Regions from separate parts of the Homo sapiens genome. Here region 2 is linked to region 1. The links are chromatin contacts, found by Hi-C in ENCODE. All regions are on one chromosome and are shown on one strand. The core of a region is the stretch at or near the end of the contact, and the rest is flanking DNA. Distances in the headings are between cores, read along the strand shown. Region 1 has its middle 29 kb from the start of LACC1. Region 2 overlaps LINC00390 (long intergenic non-protein coding RNA 390).

Region 1 (4,981 bases), core at 719-3,218:
ATCTCCGAACATGGCACTAGTTTCTGATGAGTGTGATGGGAGATTTGACCCATTTTTTAAAATAAACTTTTTACAGAGAGTTGCACAGATAGTGCAGAGTTCCCATACACCCAACACTCAGTTTCATTTATTAGAAACATCTTACATTAGTTTGGTACATTTGTTGTGATTAATGACCCAATATTGATACATTATTATTAACTAAATTCCATACTTTATTCAGATTTCCTTTGTTTTCACCTAGTGTTCTTTTTCTGTTCTAGGATCCCATCCAGGATAATTTATTACAATTTATTTGTCATATCTCCTTAGATTCTTCTTGGCTATCACAGTTTCTCAGACTTTATTTTTCATGACCTTGGCAGCTTTGAGGAGCACTGGCCAGGTATTTTGTATTAACAGAATGTCCTTCAATTGGGATTTGTCTGATGTTTCTCTCATGATTAGGGTGAAGATATGGATTTGGGGGAGGAAGACCACAGAGGTAACGTGCTATTCTCATTACCTCACATGGAGGGTATGTGCTACCAACCTGACTTAGCATTTGTTGATAGTCTGACTGAGGCAGTGTTTGCCAGGTTTTTCTATCACAAGGTTACTCTTTCATTGGCCTTCCCATACTACACTCTATAGCAGTGTGTGCAGAGCCCACACTTAAAGAGTGGAGGGTTGTGTTTCACACTGTGACGGTGGAGTATCTACATCAATTATTACAAATTCTTCTATACCTGAGATTTGTCTACTCTCTCCCATTATTCAATCATTTATTTAAGTTAGTATGAACTCATGGATATTTATTATATACTTTAGATTATAATCTAATATTATTTTATTTGTTTTTCTTAAATTGGCCATTGGTGCTTTTTCAGTTGGGTTCCTGTGTCCCTTTGACGTACTCCCACTATTGTGGGGTGTGATTTTAGCACGCTGCTACTTGCTGGCACTACTAGTACTTCCGAATCATCTTATATAGCCCCTCCCTGGTCCCTAAATTGGATAATGCTTTTTAACTCTCATCATAAAGATCAGTATTGAAAAGGACACACTGAGTGTCTATTGCATAAAGACCTTGTATTAGGAATACGACTTTTTAAAAAGCCTCCTTTTGGATAGATCTTTTGCTTTAGCTGAGAAAATTAGACAAATACATACAATAGCATAATCCCATTTATTAAACATAATATTAGCCTAAAAAGAAAAAAATCCACATAGCAGTGTGTACTCACCCTTCAAACCCCACCTGTGAGTATGGCCTGGATACTCATAGGAAGGGGTCAAATGTGCTGTGTAGGAGGGGATTCGGAGGCTGGACAAAATAGGAGGAATGTCATCTAGAAAGCTATCATTAGAAACATCTGGCTAAAGAGAAACAATGATGACATAATCAGAAGAGAACTTAGAACCAGCAAGTTTCCTCCAGCTGTGAGTTCAAATTCAACTGCCAGAAGTGTACATATCACTCCTGACAGACCCTCTGATGTTGTGACTCTTCAAGGACTTTTGAACTCAGCTAATAATTTTTCAAATAAAAATCCCAATATACATATATAACAAAAAAGATATGTAAAAATTTCTTACAGTTATATTTGAGTTTTTGTTGAGTTTGTGCTATATATAACATATTGTTATATATATATAATTTATATATAAAAAACTCAAATACTATAACTGTAAGAAATTTTTACATATCATTTTTTTTAGATAAATAAACTAAAACCCCAATATAAAGTCAGGAATGGTAGAGCTGGGAGAGAGGTCTGTGACCTCCTGGGAATCACTCGACAGTTAGTGTGAAACTAGATGCCAACTGTCTTGACCTTTGGATCAGAGCTTTTTTCATCACAGAGCTTTGCTTCATTGAATAATTTATTTACACATTCCACTCATCCATTTATTCTACAAAAAAAATTTAATAGCTCCTTCATGCCTGACACAGTGCTCAAGTTTGTAAGTACAAATTTTGAGAGTTTGCACTATTGTAAAGAATTGAATAACAAAATTAGATAAACTGCCACCAGGTGGCATAAATCCTCATACTGGCAAGGACGTTTGTAGGTAATTTGTAGTAACTATTCAGTTTTTCCTCTTAGACTTTTTTTTTCTTTTTCAAATTCAGATGGTGAGAACTGGTCTGAATGTACAATTCAGTCTTACTGTTTTCCATCAAGGTGTCACCAATCTTCCAGTCTCCCAGGCAGAAGTTTTTGAGGTATGTTTTGGTTTCATCTTCTACTTATTGAGTCACAGCTTATTCAGATTGGCTACTTTCCTCATCTTTAGCTCCTTTATAAAAACCTTCAATTTAGCAGTGTCAGGGAAAAAAAAAACTACCTTGGGTTGTTCTTAGCCTACTGCAAGTTCACTGCTGCCTCTGCTCCTGCTGTTCCATTTCCCTGAAATTCCTTCTTCTAAACTCTTTCATCATTGACTCACCAATGTTCAACAAATATTTGAGTGGTTGTTATGGTGATGCTGATATATGAAATGCCAAACTATATACTTTCCTCACATGCCAGCATCTGCTATGTCCCTCCCTGCCCTTCTGACAGTAGAGAAGTTCTAGTAGGTTAAATGCGTATACGATCAAATAATTGCTATATTAGGGGCATTTACCAGCCATCGTGGTGACCAAAGTATCAGCTTTGCAGAGGTGATCAAGAAATAAATTGGTCCTTGGTTTAGATATAGAGGTAAGTCAACTAGTTTAAATGGATACAGGGTCAAATATTGTCCTACACAGTGAGATAAAATGCATTGGCACTTCAAGTCTGACAATTTTAGACTCTGAAATTTTAGATGGGAAGAAGGTATGATGCATATAGGCAAGTGGCCAAAGTTGATTTTAAAAAGAAAGGCTGAAACCAGATTAAAAGGGCCCTTGAAGGACATGCAAAGAAGTTAGGACTTTATCTTTTAGGCATTAGAACCATTACAAGATACAGAAAGGGGATGATGTGAACAGATTTGCATTTTAGATCCTCTCTGGCTGGATGTGGCATGGATTGGAGAGAGGTGAGACCAGATATGTGCAACCAGCTGGGAAATAACCCTAGAGTCTGGGTGGGTGGGGATGTTAAGGCCTGAACCAAGTAAAATCTGTGCTGAAGGAGAGGCAGGGATGGATCTGAGACAGTCAACAGAATTTGGTGAGGAATCAAATATGGGAATAAGGAGAAAGTACTTTGTGACTGCCAGGTTCCTGGCTTAGGTCACTGAGTGAGGAGTGATGCCTTTAACTAGGCATAAAAGGATACAGGAGGCTGAGCAGCTTTTAGGGGGTGGTGGTGGTAGTGGTGGTGGTGGTGAATGTTTTGAGTTTACTTTGAGATGACTGTATGATTATTTGCACTAATCAATTTCATACATTAATATGTAGGTTAGAATGAAAGGTCTCAGTAAAGAAAACTTTCTTACTACCATTCATTCATCAATCGATTTGTCAGCCAAAAGTGCCTCCTTTATGTCTTATAAGGAGTTAGGTGCAATGGGTATTATGAACCTTACATCCCAAATTTTCCAAAGTGGTTTTATTTTTCTACAGTTTTTATTTTTGACAAATGCCATTCATTCAATATTTACTTAATATGACTAAATTTTTATGTCTTGTAAGACTTTTCTTACAAGTTAATAAATCACTAAAATGTTTACAGTATGAATTCTGCAAGTAAGGTATTTGTAGCCTAATCCAGAAGAACTCCATACTCACTAGAGAACCATTTAGTGGTAAACTGCAATGTTGTAAGGTTTCCGGGGCATCCAGAAAGTGGCTCTCATTTTGGGTAGGAGGAATTAGGAAGGGCTGCACCAAGAAGCTAGAACTGCAGCAAGGATCTGAAGATAGAACAATAGCTGCAAAGTCAGACAGTGGGTGAAGAAAGCAGCATCAGGAAAAACATCTGGTTCGAATGACTTTGGTGCGTTCAAGGGAGATTGAAGACCTTGGCCTCTCTTGATTAGCCTTTTGGCTCAGTCACAGAGGGTGACTAAATTCATCTGAGGGGGGTTGTATAATTCCTATTACTACTTTCTTTTTTTTTTTTTTTTTTGAGACGGAGTCTCGCTGTCGCCCAGGTTGGAGTGCAGTGGCGCGATCTCGGCTCACTGCAGGCTCCGCCCCTCGGGGTTCACGCCATTCTCCTGCCTCAGCCGCCCTAGTAGCTGGGACTACAGGCACCCGCCACCTTGCCCGGCTAATTTTTTGTATTTTTTTTTAGTAGAGACGGGGTTTCACCGTGTTAGCCAGGATGGTCTCGATCTCCTGACCTTGTGATCCGCCCGCCTCGGCCTCCCACTACTTTCTTATATGTATCTTCAATTTGGGATCAACTTTGTGATGATTTGTCTAAGGTATAATGAAAATTTTTACTTCTGTGGTTTCCAGATTCTGTTTTTTCATTCCCTTCCTGGCATTTTTCAATTTGCATCTCATTTTGATTTTCAGCTTTTCTGACCTTAGTCATAAAAGCTTTTGATAAATTTTAGTATTACATAATCACCCTTGTTTCTCCTTTTAGTAACATCCCCATTTGCCTGTGAGGTCCACATGTAGCCTTTTGAGGTAATACAATTGAAACTTTTATTACAATTAACTGTGAATAATAAGATAAAATATATCCTCAAGAGCTGTAAATGAAATAAACACTTGGTACTGAAAATCTATAATGTAATAAGGATATATAATAGTGCCTCCTGCACATTCGATAAATGTAGTAGACATTCAAGAAACATTTTCAATGGATGAATTTTACACAATAACCTAAAGAAGACTGCATCTTCTTTGTTAAAAAAGTTTGTTCTGCCAAAGCAAGAAATACAGCAGGAGGCTCAGGGCATAATCTGCCAGGCCCGGTGCTTCTGCAAATGATTTCCTCTGGTTTTGTCCTCAGTCAAGGCAAGCTCTGGCTTCCTGGTGCTCTGAGGTGAGATGAGGGTCAGGGACCTGGTGTGTCAACTCCCTTCTCTCCAAGCGGCCCTAGTTCAG
Region 2 (4,981 bases), core at 1,173-3,672, 220 kb after region 1:
TCCCAGCCCCTTGCAAAGAAGATGTATCATCCCCATTTTTCAGATGAGGAACTGAGACAGGAAGAAAGTAATTTGTCCAGGGCCTAAAGAGCAACCTGCTGGATTCTGGCATGGGCTCTGATTCTGATATCCCCCCTTTCCACTATACCGCACTGATACTCAGAACAAATACCCCAAGAGGCCAAAAAAGGTATGAAGAATCTGCAGTTCCTTCATTGAAAAAATATTTATTAAGCTCCTTCTAAACACCACGCACTGGGATAGGAACCGAGTTTCAATGACTCCTAAACAGGGCTCCTGCATTGTATCCCAACAATGCACAAAAACAACCTATGGTTATGCTGTGGCTGTGCTCTGGTGTGTGTTGTGTGAGTGAAGGGAGAAGTACAAGAAAGAAGGTGGTTCCCAGAGGCCTCCTATGTACAAGCAGGAAAATAGAAGGCAGGCAATCAGAGGAGTCAGGGACACTGCTCCAGGCCAACACGAGCCCAGCAGTGGAAGTGATGAAAAAAAGAGGGCTCTGTAGGAGACACAAGCAGACCTGCTTAGAAAACAGCACCCACTTTGGGCCTACCAATTAGCGAAAAAAGGCCCTCTCTGCTGACCAATTAGAACAAGGTTCCCTTTCATCTCGCTGACCCAGCCCCATGCTGCACACATCACAGGGGCCGAAAAAGAGCGGGTCTCAGCCCTGACTGCCCTGGCTTAGCTGAGTGCCCTTGTCAGAGCAAAACCCACATCATCACCCAGCCCCCTGGGCGAAGCGCTTAGTAGGGCAGCCCTCATCATAGCTCCCTTTATTTAAGGCCACTTTAACAAGTCATTAGAACAGATCCTGGTTGGTTTTATGACATCTGCCCACTAAGGTTAACAAATATGTCAATCAAGAGGATTATAATCCAAGGAGGGAAAGAAGGCAGGGTAGGTTATTTTCTGGTGACTTTCATATTACCAGAAATCCGAATTAAGAATTTCAGATTTTTCTTTTTTTTGAGACAGTCTTACTCTGTCATCCAGGCTGGAGTGCAGCAGCACAATCTCAGCTGACTGCAACCTCTGCCTCCCAGATTCAAGTGATTCTCCTGCCTCAGCCTCCCTAGTAGTTGAGATTACAGGCACCTGCCACCATGTCCAGCTAATTTTTGTAGAGAAGGGGTTTCACCATATTGGCCAGGCTGATCTTGAACTCCTGACCTCAAGTGATCCGCCTGCCTCAGACTCCCAAAGTGCTGGTAGTAGAGGCATGAGCCATTGCACTGCCCAAGAATTTCAGATTTCTTAACATTGTTTTCAAACATCACCAGTTCTCCAAGAAGCTATATACACTGGAGAAGAGCGTTTGAAAACAATTTTTTGTACCCTGTTCTTTTCTCTTTGTTAAAAATTTTAAATCTTTGTTTTGAAGTTTAACATACACACAGAAAAGTAAGTGCACAAATTTTAAGTGTACAGCTCAATGAAGTTTTACAGAATGACTACATCCAAGTAACCAGCACCCAAGTCAAAAAACAGAATTATTGCTAACATCCAGAAACCCTCTCATATCTTCTTCCAGCCACTGTTCCCTCTCCACAGGTAACCTCCGCTTCTAACTGCTAACACCCCAGGCTCACTTTGCCTGTTTGTGAACTCTACATAAATGGAATAATTTAATGGGTTCTCTTTACTGTCTGGCTTCTTTTCCTTAACTTTATATTTGTGAGACTGATACATGGCCTTGCCAATAGCCAATAGTCCATTTATTCTCATTGCTGTATAGTATGCCTTTGTGGGGATGTATCATAAATTATTTCATTCATTCTACTGTTGATGGACATTTGGATCATCTTCGGTTTAGGGCTAATGTGAACAGTTACCAGCCTGTTTTTAATGTTTGATTGTTATTTACATACCCCTGCCAAAAGCCGCACCAAATGTGAATGTGAAATTCAAGGGCTGATAAATTGCTGTGGCCGTAGGAAGCAAAAATAACTGTAAAGGATCTTTTATCTTGATTAGAAAACTTAAAGATATGTTACCGTATAAGGCAATTATATACTGTATAAGCAATTATATGCAGTTCATTGCATAATGCCAGTAGTCATTAGACAGTGAGAAGCAAACAAGATTGATGAATTTTCAGGTAAAGAATAGGGATCTATGTGATTCTGGCAACAGCTGGTCAGTTTTACCCTCTGCATTTAGCAGAGCTTGGTAAATTTTTTATGATATGACAATGTGATATTCCTAAGATTGCGCGTATAAACTGTACTGATTAACTTCAAATTCTGTGAGGTAGGTGGCAAGTAGCATCATTTTCATTTTCCAGAAAAGGGAGTTTAGACAAATTGCTTTCCCTCCCTCTCCCCACGCGCAGGACGGCAAGTCAGTGTCATGGCTACAGAACGCATAGGCTTCTGCCTGTGAGCTGAGCTTCTCCAACTGTCCTCCCCACATGTGCCCAATATGCAGCGGGAAGGCAGTGGGAGGAACTGCAGCCTTGAGGTGGGAGGAATTCTATTAATACCTTGGATATTTATAGTACTCTGGAGTACTTGGAGCATCTTTTCAGAAGAGCTGGCCAAAGTCTGTGACTCATATGCCAACACAAGGAGCAATGTCATTTTGGAGACAGGCTGTCACATGGCGCTTGCAACTTCCGAACTCCTTATAGGGGCCAATTTCTCACCCCTGGTTATTATGTTCAAGAAATTGATGAATTAATCAAGGAACAATCCTTGAAGATGTTTTCTGGGCATCTCCACACAGGCTGGCTCCATCCCAGGGGTTCTTTGCCTTTTGTGCTGTGAATTTCCTTGGCCATCTGGTAAAGGCTTACGGACTCCTTTTCAGAATATTGTTTTAAAATGCGTAAAATAAAATACATGGAATTACAAAGGAAACAAAGCATACTGAAATACAGTTATCCGAATTGTAGAAACAAAAACAAGTTTGTGATCTAATAATATGTGTGTTTCTTTGCTGACATGTTCCACAACCAGATCTAGAGGTGAGAAAAGAATTAACAAAATTTCAAAGTAATAAGTATTCACAATATTTGACAATACCTGCAATAATGTGATGTGATATTAAAATAATTTTCTTTCTATTGGTGACAGTCACAGATACTGCAACTACTTCTGCAGTTTGCTGCCTATCATCATAGTTGAAAGAGATTTAAAATTTCCATTAGAGGTTAGTAAAAACTTCAGAGGTATCTTTTTTTCCCATCTAAATTCACAGACACCTGAATTCTATCCCTCATCCCTGAAATCTATTCGTACCTTAATAACCCCAAAGATGGCTCCTAGGTTAGGTGCACACACACACACACACCCCTCTAAACACCATCAGCTATCTGAAACCTGGCAGCCTCTCTCCAGAAAGCTGGACTCCAGGCCAGTCCTGCGGCCAGGCCAGAGAGTAGGAAGTTAAGGGCTTGTGATTATGAATCTCAGATTCTGCTACTACTACCAAGTAAGAATTGGCCTCAGGTGTAATCAAGGTCAGTTCCCAGCATGGCTCCTTGTGACAGGGCTGAGTAACAGGACTTCTTTTCAGTGATGTTCTGGACAATTGACAAGTTCAGATGATACCCAGGAACTACTGTTAATATTAAGTTGATGCTCATTAAGTGGATGAAAGCATTATGGTTATTAAAGAAAATGTCCACATTTTTAAAAGATGCATGCTGAAGTATACAGGGGTAAATAACATATCTGGGTTTTATAATTAGAGTTTTTTTTAAATGCCTCTGGGTTAAAAAGGGGATGAATGAAGCAAAAGTGGTGAAAAATTCAATTAAAATTTCTGGACTCTAGATAATGCTTATATAGGGGCTAGTTATACTGTTCCCTCTGCTTTAGCTTATGTTTAAAACTTTTTCCTATAAAAACCTTAAAAATAATTTTGGACCAAAAAATTAGGTGGAGAATAGTTTTTTATAGCGCCAATTTGCTTTTTATGATAACTATTACTCAATTTAGTTCAACTTACAACGCAATGGCTAAATTGTATCATTTCTCATATAGTAAGCATATGAGTTTTAAAAACTGGTTTTCTCCATACCTTTTGCCAGTTGTCACGCATGCTCTCACCCTCCAAGAGTTCATAGTTAAGCTATGAAGACATAATGGATACACATGAGACCAGAGTTGGGAAACAATGTCAGATAGGGTATGATGTAAATGCCAAGACAAGTGATAAAGATGGAAAATGTGATACATGTTCAGGAAAAGGGGAGATCAGGGAGGGCTGGAAGGCAAGGCTGGTGGCTTTGAGTTGCAAGTTGTTTGCTGCCTATTGGTCTCAGCTTTGGATTCATTGCCTCTTTTCGTTTAGGCGTCTTTCTTTGCATTCATTTCTCCATGGTAGAATTCCCTCTGGATTCTTAAAGCTTGTAAGTGACAACCTTCTTGCTTTCGGTGTCTGCCTGTGCCCTTTCCTTACGAGGCTGTATTTGACACATACTGAGTCTCCATGGATGTGCACCCTCCATCTGCTCATGGCTGCTCCATCTCACTGTTCTGTCCCAGATGGTGAACTGCAGCCCAGGTGCTACCACCACCAGCATTCTTGCCCACTCAACCCAGTGTCCCCCTGGCCCTGTGTGGCAGTAATGTCTGCCAGGCAGGCAGCCAGGGAGCTAACATGCCCAGACCTGACAGTGGCCTCAGAGGAGAGCCCCTTCCTGCCGTGTGCTGGGGAAGGGGACAACTGTCAGCCATAAAGGAAAGAGTGGACACCTAACCAAGATAGGGAACCCAGCTGGTGCTGAAATCACAGCCCTTCAAATGGGCTAGAATGATCTCCCAAAACAGGAGAAAAAAAAAAATCCCTAGAAGCGATTCAAAAAGACCCAAGTCCAAATTCTGGATGATCTAAGTTGAAAAAAAAAATCCCGACATTGCCTAGGTCATTGACACAAAAGAAAGTTTTTCTTTGCTTTTTTTCCCCTTTGGCTTATTCTCATTCTGAATTATCTGAAGCACTGTGAACAGGT

What was found. Hi-C counts contacts between places; a loop is a spot of excess contacts on that map. Pooled maps may share reads with other maps.
Region 2: a map of sigmoid colon shows a loop between it and region 1 (4-fold over the local background). The contact joins two enhancer-like sites. A Hi-C loop is called at or near these places in 7 of 168 maps with a recorded cell type or tissue (MCF 10A, PC-3, Right ventricle myocardium inferior and 4 more), 1 of 37 single-sample maps with no recorded cell type and 8 of 50 pooled maps.

Annotation. Positions count from the first base shown.
Region 1 is chr13:43,906,568-43,911,548 of GRCh38, forward strand. No RefSeq gene overlaps it. Among named protein-coding and RNA genes, the nearest start is that of LACC1, 29 kb to the left of the region's middle. Within about 2 kb of position 1,969, at least 2 of the 41 ENCODE cell types and tissues checked have a DNase peak (open chromatin) inside an H3K27ac peak, as active enhancers do.
Region 2 is chr13:44,126,234-44,131,214 of GRCh38, forward strand. All of the region lies in intron 2 of LINC00390 (long intergenic non-protein coding RNA 390), which reads right to left. The region is part of intron 1 of SMIM2-AS1 (SMIM2 antisense RNA 1); the gene reads left to right. Among named protein-coding and RNA genes, the nearest start is that of SMIM2-AS1, 18 kb to the left of the region's middle. Within about 2 kb of position 2,423, at least 3 of the 41 ENCODE cell types and tissues checked have a DNase peak (open chromatin) inside an H3K27ac peak, as active enhancers do.